2 separate regions of the Homo sapiens genome follow, and region 1 is linked to region 2. The links are chromatin contacts, found by Hi-C or POLR2A ChIA-PET in ENCODE. All regions are on one chromosome and are shown on one strand. Each heading gives the region's core, a stretch centred on a gene start or an enhancer-like site at or near the end of the contact. The rest is flanking DNA. Distances are from core to core; before and after follow the strand shown.

What was found. Hi-C counts contacts between places; a loop is a spot of excess contacts on that map. ChIA-PET counts read pairs that join two places held with the same protein, here RNA polymerase II (POLR2A). Pooled maps may share reads with other maps.
Region 1: a loop to region 2 is called in a map of endothelial cell of umbilical vein, with 3 times the contacts of the local background. The contact joins the enhancer-like site here to the promoter of LINC01250 in region 2. A Hi-C loop is called at or near these places in 1 of 168 maps with a recorded cell type or tissue (endothelial cell of umbilical vein), 5 of 37 single-sample maps with no recorded cell type and 8 of 50 pooled maps. POLR2A ChIA-PET finds 5 or more read pairs at or near these places in 1 of 52 experiments (SK-N-SH).

What each region holds. Positions count from the first base shown.
Region 1 is chr2:3,300,131-3,306,184 of GRCh38, reverse strand. The region is part of intron 3 of EIPR1 (EARP complex and GARP complex interacting protein 1); the gene reads left to right. Among named protein-coding and RNA genes, the nearest start is that of EIPR1, 75 kb to the left of the region's middle. Within about 2 kb of position 2,728, at least 9 of the 41 ENCODE cell types and tissues checked have a DNase peak (open chromatin) inside an H3K27ac peak, as active enhancers do.
Region 2 is chr2:3,121,070-3,127,280 of GRCh38, reverse strand. LINC01250 (long intergenic non-protein coding RNA 1250) reads left to right here and starts at 1,255. Exons shown (of 7, transcript NR_110228.1): 1 at 1,255-1,454; 2 at 1,626-1,719; 3 at 1,843-1,986.

The sequences.
Region 1 (6,054 bases), core at 1,479-3,978, 180 kb before region 2:
AGGCCACCGCTAGCATGACGAAATGATGACTTCGGGCCTCTGTCCCTCAGGCTGAATGCGTCTGCGCTGGGTGCCCATGCAGCTCACCCCAGTTTCGTTTTTGTGTCTGTCAATAAGTTCAGCACAGTATTGTTTGTAAAAGGCGTGGCTTTACATTGTAGTGGGCTCAGACCCAAGTGACTGCCTCGGAACTCAGTAGAAAGGGGGGAAGCAGCGATTTGAAATTTTCAGGTCATAGAATTGGCGTGATGATGGTAATATGTAACAAGGAGTCATCTTGTAGGAAAATACAGAATAAATAGGAAAGAAAGGAGAACAGAGCCTATGAACCGCCTGGGAGGAGGTGAGAATTTATCAGAAATGGATATGACAGACACTTAGAAGACTGTCTGGATATAGACATAAATGAAAGGGGTGAGTTGAAACTGTCAGATCACTTTCAGCCTGGCTGTGGGAGAGATTGTGGCGGTGTCGTCAATGGTGAGGGCCTTTCTGGAGGGCGGGCAGGTCCCCCTTTGTCTGTCTTTCCCCGTCTCCTGCACCTGCTCCTCCCCAGGGTTGTCAGGTCTGTGAAGGTGGCCCCAGTCCGTTACTCAATGGGGGCACAGGACAGGAGTGGAGGGCTGAACTGGACGGCAGTGGAGGGTTGAACTGGATGGGAGTGGAGGGTTGAACTGGACAGGAGTGGAGGGCTGAACTGACGGGAGTGGAGGGTTGAACTGGACGGGATTGGAGGGCTGAACAGGACGGGAGTGGAAGGTTGAACTAGATGGGATTGGAGGGTTGAACTGGACGGGAGTGGAGGGCTGAACTGATGGGACTGGAGGGCTGAACGGGATGGAAGTGGAGGGCTGAACTGGACGGGAGTGGAGGGTTGAACTGGACGGGACTGGAGGGCTGAACTGGACGGGAGTGGAGGGCTGAACTGTACGGGAGTGGAAGGTTGAACTGGACGGGATTGGAGGGCTGAACAGGACGGGAGTGGAAGGTTGAACTGGATGGGATTGGAGGGTTGAACTGGACGGGAGTGGAGGGCTGAACTGATGGGACTGGAGGGCTGAACTGGACGGGAGTGGAGGGCTGAACTGGTTGGGAGTGGAGGGTTGAACTGGACGGGAGTGGAGGGTTGAACTGGACGGGAGTGGAGGGTTGAACTGGACAGGAGTGGAGGGTTGAACTGGACGGGAGTGGAGGGTTGAACTGGACGGGAGTGGAGAGTTGAACTGGACGGGATTGGAGGGCTGAACTGGACGGGACTGGAGGGTTGAACTGGACGGGATTGGAGGGTTGAACTGGACGGGAATGGAGGGCTGAACTGGATGGCAGTGGAGGGCTGAACTGGACGGGACTGGAGGGCTGAACTGGACGGGAGTGGAGGGCTGAATTGGACGGGACTGGATGGCTGAACTGGACGGGACTGGAGGGCTGAACTGGACAGGAGTGGAGGGCTGAATTGGACGGGACTGAAGGGCTGAATTGGACGGGAGTGGAGGGTTGAACAGGACGGGAGTGGAGGGCTGAACTGGACGGGACTGGAGGGCTGAACTGGACGGGAGTGGAGGGCTGAATTGGACGGGAGTGGAAGGTTGAACTGGACGGGATTGGAGGGCTGAACAGGACGGGAGTGGAAGGTTGAACTGGATGGGATTGGAGGGTTGAACTGGACGGGAGTGGAGGGCTGAACTGATGGGACTGGAGGGCTGAACTGGACGGGAGTGGAGGGCTGAATTGGACGGGACTGAAGGGCTGAATTGGACGGGAGTGGAGGGTTGAACAGGACGGGAGTGGAGGGCTGAACTGCAGGTGTCAGGATCACATAGTCTTGGTTGCTGGATGTGGAGCAGAACCATGTCTTCTGATGAGGTTGCCTGGGTGATTCTGAGAAACGCTGGGAACCCTGGACACTTTGTTCCTCAGCCCTGGCCATCTCAACTCCGATCTCGCCAGACCACCTCCCCGCGCACAGCACGCTGTTCCCTGGATCTCTGCAGCCTTGCGTGGCGCTCCGTGGGGTCTTGGGAAGATCATCTCTGTGGCTTCACCGCTGCCTGTCCGCGTGCCTGGGCGTTTCCAGCCCTTCAGATGGATCCTTTCTGTGTGAACTTGGTGACCGTGTCTGTCTTCCTACATCAGAGTCAGCAAATCACACAGTGGGGATTTTGTAACAGGAAATCTTTTCAAACCATGCAACAAGTACTGTAAATCGGAGATTTGAGTGATAGGGTTTTATGAGAATCTTCATTATTCAACCCAAATTATATGACTGTATAAGATTTTTAACAGTCTTCCTTTGACAGCGATTGACTCTTTGGGGTTATACTCTGTCTGTTATGGCTGGTCAGCCTGCTGTGATTCCCGGTCCTCCCAGCACCCGATGGATCCCGCCGTCTGCCAGCAGAGGGCGAAGCTTCCCGGGCGCAGAGGCCGCACCGTATCACGTGTCGTCTATTGTGTTCACGGTGCCGGGAAACACTCAGAAGTCAGGTTGCCGGCGTCTGGCGGGTTTGTGGCTGCTCCTTATCTTTGGAGTAGTCTTCCTGTGCTTGGGGAAATTTCCTAGGTTATTAGTCGCATTTCCCAATATGAAAATAAGAAATCTATTTTCCAGTTTCGCTGTGACCCGACTCTGCTGGCCTGAGCATTTGGGTGAGACTGATTCAGACGTGGCAGCGTGAGGGGACAGTGGGGGCTGCCACTGCTGCTGTGAGTGGCGGTCGAGGTGGCAGCAGTGCCGGTGACTTCCAGGTGGTGGTCGGTCCCTGGCACGCAGCAGCCTAAGGCAGCAGCAGAGCTGTGGGGTGGCTTCCTTTGTGCTGGATGGGGGCCGCAGAGACTCCCCTGCTGGGCCATGGCCCTGGTGAGGCTCCGAGCTTGGCCCCCAGAGGCTCCCCTTAGCCTGGCCCTCGGCATGGCTGGTGAGAGTGAGCTGCCTGGCACCCCTCCCCTTCCACCCAGCCCCTCACGTTGATCTCCTTTTCTGCTTAATCAGCCGGAGCCAGCTTTTGTGAATTGCAACTAAAAGTGCAGCAAATACACGTGACGTTGGGCTGTGTAAGTCCCCAGGCTGGGGATGGTTACATAGGTGGACACAAGGGCACTGGCTGTCACCACAACTGAGTGCAGCTGTGAGCCAGCGCCACTGTCACTTTTCAGCGGTCTTCATATTTAATCTCCACAACTCTTGAGTCACAATTTCAGTTTTACAGATGAAAAAAACGGAGTCAGATTTCGTGTCCCTGCTGTGGCTGCCCAGGCCCTCCCTCCTGCTGACCTTGGCCCTGGAGCTTCTGCCCTTTTCCTCTGTTCTGTTCTCAGTATTGATCCCTCTCTGCTGCATGCCAGACGCCCTGCTGGAGCGCCCCGAGCTCAGCCATGCAGACACGGCTGGCCTGGCCTTTGGGAGCCTGTCGTCTGATGGGAAGACAGACACAAAGCAAGCAGTTCACCCAGAGTGACAGTGACAAGGTGGCGGGGGTTCCAGGATGCAGGGAGGGCTGTGGATCCGCAGCGGGCCTGGGCTTCTGGCAATGGCCACTGCAATGGGGCACAACCTCTGGTTCCGCGACGTCACGTCACTGCCATCGCTGTCTTCATCCGGCCTGTCGCCATCCACCAACTGCACTCAGGATCAGCTTGCTAAAGCCCAGCAGCAGAAGGAGAAGCAGCCAACAGAAAAGAACTGGGAGGCAAAGAAAGGAGAGTGTGGTGCTGGGAGGATGAGACAGCATGAGAAAGCCAAGGACCTGGATTTCAGAAGAGGGATTGTCTTCTAATTGCTTGAAACCGCAGTTTGCCACTCACCACACGTTTTATTTAAATTTAAATTTTAATTAATTGTTAACATTTAAATTTTTTGTAGAGACAGGGTCTTGCTGTGCTGCCCAGGCTTCACCAGAACCACAGAATATCAGGCGGTGACTCTGATCCTGTGATTCATTAGACATTGGCCCAGAGGCACCCTCGTTAAACTCAAAGCTGATTGAGTTTAGGAAATCAGGGGTTTTCTTTTTGCTGTATGCCGGAAAGTTTTCAGGTGGCTGGATCTGGAACCCCAAGTCGCTGAGGGAGTATTCTATACACAGGTTTCTTGAATTCAGTTCCACTCTGGAGATTTTCCCACTGCTGGCGTGGCCTCAGGAGCCCTGTAAAAGAGTCCTGTGAGCTTCTGCTTTATCGCATCTGGCAGTCTCTCCGCCTTCAGAGCCCTCATGGTGGTCCTGTCAAATCCTAACTGATGCGCTGCTCCGCCTTCTGGCCTCCTGACCCTTGTTTTAGAAGTGAGAAGCCCAGATGTGAGTTCTAAATTTGTTTTTATTCCCACGTGTTCCTGATAGAAACACCTACCACATCTAACACCTAAGACATTTTAAATGGTGGGTTTGAGTATCCACAGGTATCAAAGATGACTAACCATCCCTTGCCACTTGTCACTTTATTTTTATCCTACTGTGTTATTTTATCACCTTGAGACTGTATTTAATCAGTCTCTGAAATGAAAATAAGAGGTTTGAGGTGTCAAACAAATATTATAAGACCAGAAACACTTTTCTCGTTTGGTTTTGTTTTTAACACAGTTCAGGTATGTTTGGCCACCATTGTGGGTACCTGAGTAAGAACTAATTACTCAATAATGAGCCTGGCCCACTTGGAAGAAGAAAGAGCATTGTCTGACTTAGTGACCTGGCCTGGGAGACTCCTCAGTGTTCAGATGGCTGTCCCCTGGCAGGCACAGGGAGTGAAGGCCAGTTCTCCTTGGAGCATTCTCTAACTTAGTGACCTGGCCTGGGAGACTCCTCAGTGTTCAGATGGCTGTCCCCTGGCAGGCACAGGGAGTGAAGGCCAGTTCTCCTTGGAGTCCCCGGGACCTGCCTCCATGCTTGTTGTTGTGAAGGGGTCAGAAAGAAGATGTGTGTTTGTTGCCGTCTACTGCATCTCACTTGGAACTGAGTCACTCATCCCGGAAGCTGCATCTGAAAAGCAAGGCTCATTGCGGAATCTCATGCAGACACAGAGGAACTTGCGTGCCCGTGATGCTGACCTCTGCTTGTCCAAAGAAACTGTCATTTCCCAAAACATTTTTGGAACTTTTCTTTCAGAAATGCTCTAAAAGTCAGCTTCAGTGCCATCTGAGAAAATCTCTCTGCTGTGTTTTTGTAGGATACTTTTTGGCTCCTGATAATTTAGCCCTATGAATCATCTTTTTCATTCATCAGGCTGGCCTCTGAGATTTTTGACTATTTTGAGAACTGTACCCTGAAAAACAAGATTTCTCCTAATGAAGAACACACAGAAGCCTGTGCTGTTGGAATTGGCACTGTCCGGAGTTCACAGGTTCACTCGCTCACTCGCTGTTTATAACCCATGACATATATACTCTCTTGTAGAAAACATGCCTGGGCGACAGCTGGTTTACAAACGCTTTTGGACCATTAGGTATTTGTATGATTGGGACATCGGGACTTCCCAGCATCATCCAGAAATAAGTGCATTGTGTGTACCTTCTTGTTTTTGTTTTTGGTTGATTCTTTTTTTTTTTCATGGAAATGGTATTGGCAAGAAGGCTGTTTGATAGGGTATTAGCGCGAAAGCCCATTTGACCCTGAAGTACAGCCTTGAGAAACGGACACATTGGAGAGGCTGTGAGGCAAGGATGTGGCCGTGGACATGCAGGTGGCATTGAGGCGAGACTGCTGGGAGCCCAGTCCAGGCTTTTTAGGGAGCAATGATGAAGGCACTGTAAGAGCAGAGGAGGGGTGCTTGCATCCTGAAGCTGAGGCACTGACGAGAAGGAGAGGGGGCGGGCCTGTGTAAAGGCATTTAGATAGACCTGTGCTGGAAAGACCAGAAGCCAGCCATTCATATGTAATCACTGTCTAGGTACAAAGGAGAGTACATGTGTTACAGGGGAAACTGTCGTTTTAATGGACCAAATAGAATTTTGGAGTTTTGACATCTTAAAACTAGTTTTCCATAATATAGGACATTCATTTTGCAATTGTGAAAACTGGGAGGTTAAAAGTCTTGTTTGGGATTTCACAGGGTTGAATTATATGA
Region 2 (6,211 bases), core at 6-2,505:
ATTTTCTCTTGAGAGGGGCCCCTGATTCTGGACAGAATGCACTGGGTAAGTCTTTACGACTTCGTAGCCCCAGGCTCCTGGCCCAGGCAGGATGAGGAAAGGATGCTGCCCCAGGATCGCCCGAAACGTTTGGTTTGTTTTGTGTGGCTGGACGTGGCCGAGTCCCTGCGGCCCCAGCAGCTCTCAGGCTTCCCTGCCCGGCTGCTGCCTCAGGGCTGCGCTGAGCTCAGGCCAGAGCAGCTTCCAGGGCCTCATTTCAGTTGTTTTTATCATCTATGAGTTATCCAGTGTTTCCAATAAATCACATTCCAGGGCAAGCAGTGCAGAGATGTGGGCCCTTATTTCCTCTCCCAGGCTGATAACAATGAACAAGTGATTTCCTGTCCAAAGCTGGGTACTCCAGCGAAATAAGAAGTCCTATCTCCAGGAAAATAACACTGTCTCTCTCTCAGCCCCAACTCCAGCACACCAAGCATGGACCGTCTCTGGCCCTTGGGCAAGCTGGAGCAGCCTTTCATTTCCTCTCTGCCTATTCATGCACGCCCCACCCATCTCCCAGTCCAGGCTGTGATCCTCACCACCCAGCAAGCAGGCGAGGCAGGGCTAGGAACCCATTTTACAGGTGAGAAAAGTGAGTTTGCCAGACATTAAGTGACATGGCCAGGGTCTCACCGGCAGTAAGTGGACAGGGCCAGGCCAGGTCGTCTCTGTGTTCCTAGGAGACCCTGTGATGACCACTCAGCCCCCTCTGCTGCTGCTGGTTGAGGTGAGAGGTGCTTATAACTCAGAGATCTTTGTCATTTGGGTTCTAAAAGCAAACTCCACCTTGTGACGCGCACCCCAATCCGCCAGCAGCTTCAGAAGCAGCATCTACCTGTAAGCTGCGCGGTCTCCCTCTCCCATCTCAACAACCTTCCTGTGTGCGGCTTCCCTCTCGGATCTGCACAACCCCCTTGTTGAGAAGAGGCAGCAGGAGCAGTGTGGGCGGTCATTGCCCTATTTTACAGATGAAGAGTCAGGGCATTTAAACAATTTGGTATGGATCTATACATAAGAGGGTGGAAGAGGCCAGAGGAGACCTAGACCTACTTATCTAAAACCCAGTCACTGATGCTGGGACACAGAACTGTCCTTCCTCGTCTGCCCCCTCCCTGCTCACGCTGTATTGGTGGAGACCTTGTCTCTCTTGGTGCCGTGGGAACAGCGCTGGGCCCACCCATCAAGGGCTCCCTGGAAGCGTGCTGAGCGTGTGGCATGAGGAAAGAGTCACCAGCCACCCACGTTGCCTCCACACTGGGTGTCATTGTGACCTTAGCAGACAACAGGGTCCTCCCGAGGAGAGAACACAGTAGGCACACTGGATGTGGGGAGAGGGTCCAAAAGCCCCAAGCAGGGGGCAGGTCTGGGCAGAGGAGAAGGCGCTGTGTCTGTGGTGGCACTGGATGCCTCGGAAGGTGTGTGGCCTCCCTCCATGGCTGCCCAGGACCCAGGGTGCTGACCGTCTCTCCTGGAGTATGGCAGGGCCCAGGGGGCTGAGGCAGGGCCCCTTTTGGCAAATTCTTCACTCATAGAGGTTTCATGTCTTTCTCTGTAAAATGAGGATGCGAACATAGTTTGTCTTTCAGGATAGCTGTGATTAGAACACGTGTGTAAAGCGCCTGTCATGGCAGCGTCCTTCTCCTGGCGGCAAGTCTTCACTTGCAAAACAAGTCCTTTTAGGTACAGCAAAAACTGCTGCACGCAAGGGGGTGGAGGGGAACGATGGAAGGCGGTGTTGAAGGGTGGGGTGGGGAGTGTGCAGAGGCACTGGAAACAAACTTTTCCAATTTCTGTTATGCCTAGGAACAGGCTTTGTGACAGCTGCTGCTATCCAGTCATCTTTAGAGCCCTGGAGTCCTCGCCAAGGGCACGGGCTCCCTTTGTGGTCCTGGAATAATGGGGCCTGCCTGGCACTCTCAGATTGCGTGGGGATCCGCTGGACTTAGGGTAAGGCTTTTGTGGGATAAACTGCAGTGGCGCTAGATCAATTGTCAAGGTTTGGCCGACTCATTTGAGAGACTGGGTTCACGCCGTGCCATTTCTTCTTCCCGTTGCAAGGCTCTGCAAGGAATGTGGTGTCAGAATTTTAGCGCCTCGTATTTCCCACAAATGATAGCAGTAAGCTAACCGCGCGATAGAGACAGCGCTTCATGTTGTGCAATTTGATTTGCTGAGATTCCCAGCTCTTGCGTCTTTGAAACGGCGGCTCTGTGCAGAGATGAGATGGTGTTCCCAGCTCATCGCAGCGTGCGTGGTAATCTTATGTTCAGGCACACACTCTTTTTGGAGAAAACATACATTCTTTAGTATTCATGTGGATTTCACAGCAGTAATGAGGAAACTCTATTCCTTAGAGAATGTTTTTAATGTTAAAAAAAAAAGGATGGCATTCTTGGGAGGCATTTTAGTTTTCCCGTTTTTATTTTCTGACGGTTTTCATAGACTAAAGACTGAGAATGCAGGAATACCTTATCTTATTCCAGAAATTATTTTTACCCAGACCTGTTGATTTTCCCCTTACATTTGTATAGATGTTACACTCTATCATATTTAGCTTAAACATAGACTGAGCTCTCCTGGCTGTGTTACGAGGGCAACTGACTCTAGGAATTGCTGCTTTTCTTGATTTCCCAGAGCTTTGTGTTTCCCCATCCCCGAATCTCCCCACACCCCGTCATATTCAAAACACGTCACTGCTGCAAGATCACGTGTTTTATCTGCTCTCTATTATTATTTAGTAATTCTATTTTGTAGCTGAACCTGGTATTCCATCAGGGTGTGTAGTGCGAGCATGAATGGAGCCGATTTATTGTCCTCCCAATTAACTAATTTTTCTAACCCAACTTAGTTGTTTTCTTTAATACATTCTTCTATAGAACTTAATATGTGCAGGCCTTCTTTTTAGGGCTTTTCATCTATTAACTTATATAATCCTCACAACCACCCAGTAAGAGAGATATTATTATCTTTATTTGACTGGCGAAGAAATGTAAAGCAAAGCCAAGTTAAGGAACTTGCTCAGGGTCACACAGCTGCTCGATGATGGAAACAGGGCTCCCTCTGGACGGCCTGGCTGTGAGACCTGGGCTCTGGGTCTCTGCTCGGCCTCCCGCAGATGTGAGTGCCAAACAGTGTTAAGGTTGATCTTCCTATCTGCAGCTTCCACACCTGCAATTCAATCACCATAGATGGAAAATATTCAGGAAAAAAAAAACAGCACAACAAAAACTAATACAAATAAAACCGATACACTCTAATGACAACTATTGACGTGGGATTTGCGTTGTATTAGCTATTACAGGTAATCTGGAGATGACTTGAAGTATATGAGAGGATGTGTGTAGACTTTATCCAAATACAGCACCGTTTTATATCAGGACTTGAGCATTCTCAGATTTTGGTACCTGCAGGGAGTCCTGAAACCAGTCCCTCGTGGGGATCCAGGGATGACTGTCTAGGCTGACTGCTGGTATATACTGGGCATGTTTCTGGGTCTCTGTTCTAGTCTAGTGATCACTGTGTGTATTTTTGCCCTAGTACTTCACCCATTTACTTATTGCCACTTTATTTCAGCCTGAAGTATCCTATACGCATCCATGTTATTATTTTTAAAAAATTTCCTTGCTTTTTTTTGCTTTTCATTTTTCTAGACAACATTTATAATCAATTTTGCTTACAAAATTCTATTGGAAGTTTGAGTTGCATCAAATTCATAAATTAGTTTGGCAAAAACGTACATCTTCTTAATATTTCTTTTTAGATATGGAATATACTGTATTTCTCCATTTGTTCAAATATTTTCTATGGTGCTCTCTTGGGCTTATGGATTTAATTATTTGAGCCTGACAGACTTCTTGTAAGATTAATTTCCAGGTACTCAGTTTTAAAATTGTGAATAGAATTCTTTTCCCATTGTTTCTCTAACTGTTAATGCTGATATGTAGGAAAACGACTGCTTTTTATGTTCCTATTAAAATTTTTTTAAAAATTAGTATAATTTTACATTATTTTTCTTAGGTAAGCGATGATATCAAATTTGAATAATGTCAAAATTTCACCTTCCTTTTCAAAAATTATATGTGAATGTGTGTGTGTGTGTGTGTGTGTGAGTGTGTGTGTATTATATATATAGGGAGAGAGTTTTCCCTCCTTTTATTTTGTTGTGGATCTGAGGGCATGCTGGCCACAGTAAGCTGCCTTGTCTTTTCCATTGTTTCAGTGAGAATGCTACCAGATTTACTGTTAGGTATTTATTGTTAGGTAGGTATTGGCTACTGGCTTTGAGTAGGTGTTTTTAATCATGTTAAAGAAGCATTTTTCTTTCCTAGTTTATTATAAGTTTTAGCAAATGTCTTTTTAGCATCTATTGACATAAGCATAGTCCTTTTTTCTCTTTATTTCACATATCATTTTTGCATCTGTATTCATAAAAGACATCTGCGTCTAGTTCCCTTTTTAGTCTGTCTTTGCTTGTGTCTCTAGGACATGCTGGCTTTGGGAAATGAATTATTGGGAAACATGCCACCTTTTTGTGTTCTCTGGAAACACTTATCTAGCATGGAAATCATCTGTTCCATGACAGTCTGAAAACCCAGCCTGTGAAAATGTCTGTGGCTGGAAACTTGTGAGAAATAATTCTTCAACAACATTTTCAATTTCATACATGGCTTTTCATTTATCGCTTATTGATTCAATTATGGTGACTCTTTTTTCTTAGACAAGAAAAGAACACACATTGTTTAAATATCAACGTCAAGAATGAAACATACTGATTTTTCTTATATAAATTGAGTTGATTGGCACACTTATTTTCTTTTACTTTTCCTTCTAGCTCCTGTGTATCTTTTTTCTCTCATACTGTCACTGGGCTGTCTTTTACATGAAATGTTTTCATTTTTGAGAATTACATGTGACAGATGAATGAAATTTATAACAATTATTTAGAGTTGTTTGAGTAAACAATTTTGATTCCCTTTGTCAAATTTTTATGTCGTGACTTCCATCTTTGAAGGATTAAAAAAAATCTTTTTGTTGATGGCCTAGAGCACATTTCTGAGGAAAGATGTGGATATCAGTTCTGCAACCTTAGCTGGGTATGGAATTTTGGAGTCAGAAACTTTCTTTTTAACTTTGAAGTAGTCGCTTCACTATTTTCTAATCTTTAAAGTTGTGTAAGAAAAATTGAGTCCAGGCTGTTACTTATTTCTTAAAGGAAAACGATTTTTGCTATTTTATTGTTAACTCTATGTTTAACATGTTGATAAACTGCTAAAATGTTTTTAAAAATGCATACACAATTTTACATTCCCACCAGGAATGCATGATGGTTGAATTTCTCCACATCCTCGTCAATGCTTGTTATTGTCTGCAGTTTTTACTTTAGCCATCTTATTTGGATGTGAAGTGGTGTCTCATTGTGGTTTTGATTTGCGTTTCTTGATGACTAATATGTTGATCATCTTTTCATATACTTATTGGCCCTGTGTATATCTTCTTTGGACAGATGTGTATTGAATTCCTTTGCCCAGTTTTTTGGTTGTCTTTTCACTATTGAGTTAAGAATTTCTTATGTATTCTGGATACTAGATCTTTGTTAGATATGTAATCTGCAAATCTTTTCAACTTTGTTTTTTAGAGTCAGGGCATCACTCTGTCATCCAGGCTGGAGTGAAAGCGGTGTGATTATAGTTTACTGCAACTTTGAACTCCTGGGCTCAAGCAATCCTCCTGCCTCAGCCTCCTGAGTAGCTAGGACCACAGGCACATACTACCATGCCTGGCTAATTCTTTTTAATTTTTAGTAGAGACAAGGTCTCACTATATTGCCCAGGCTGGTTTCAAACTCCTGGGCTCAAGCAATCCTCCTGCTTCGGCCTCTTGAGTAGCTACGACTACAGGTGTGCATCAACACACCTGGTTAATTTTTTTCTCTTGAGAGACAGGGTTTTACTATGTTGCCCAGAATGTTCTCAAACTTTGCCCTCAAACAAGCCTCCTGCCTTGGCCTCCCAAAGTCCTGGGATTATAGGCATGAGCCACCACCAATTTCTTGATAGTGTCTTTGAAGCACAAGAGTTTTTAATAAAGTTCAGTTTATCTATCTTTTTTTCTGTTGTCACTTATACTTTTGGTATCATATCTAGGAAACAATTACCCAATACAAGATCATAAA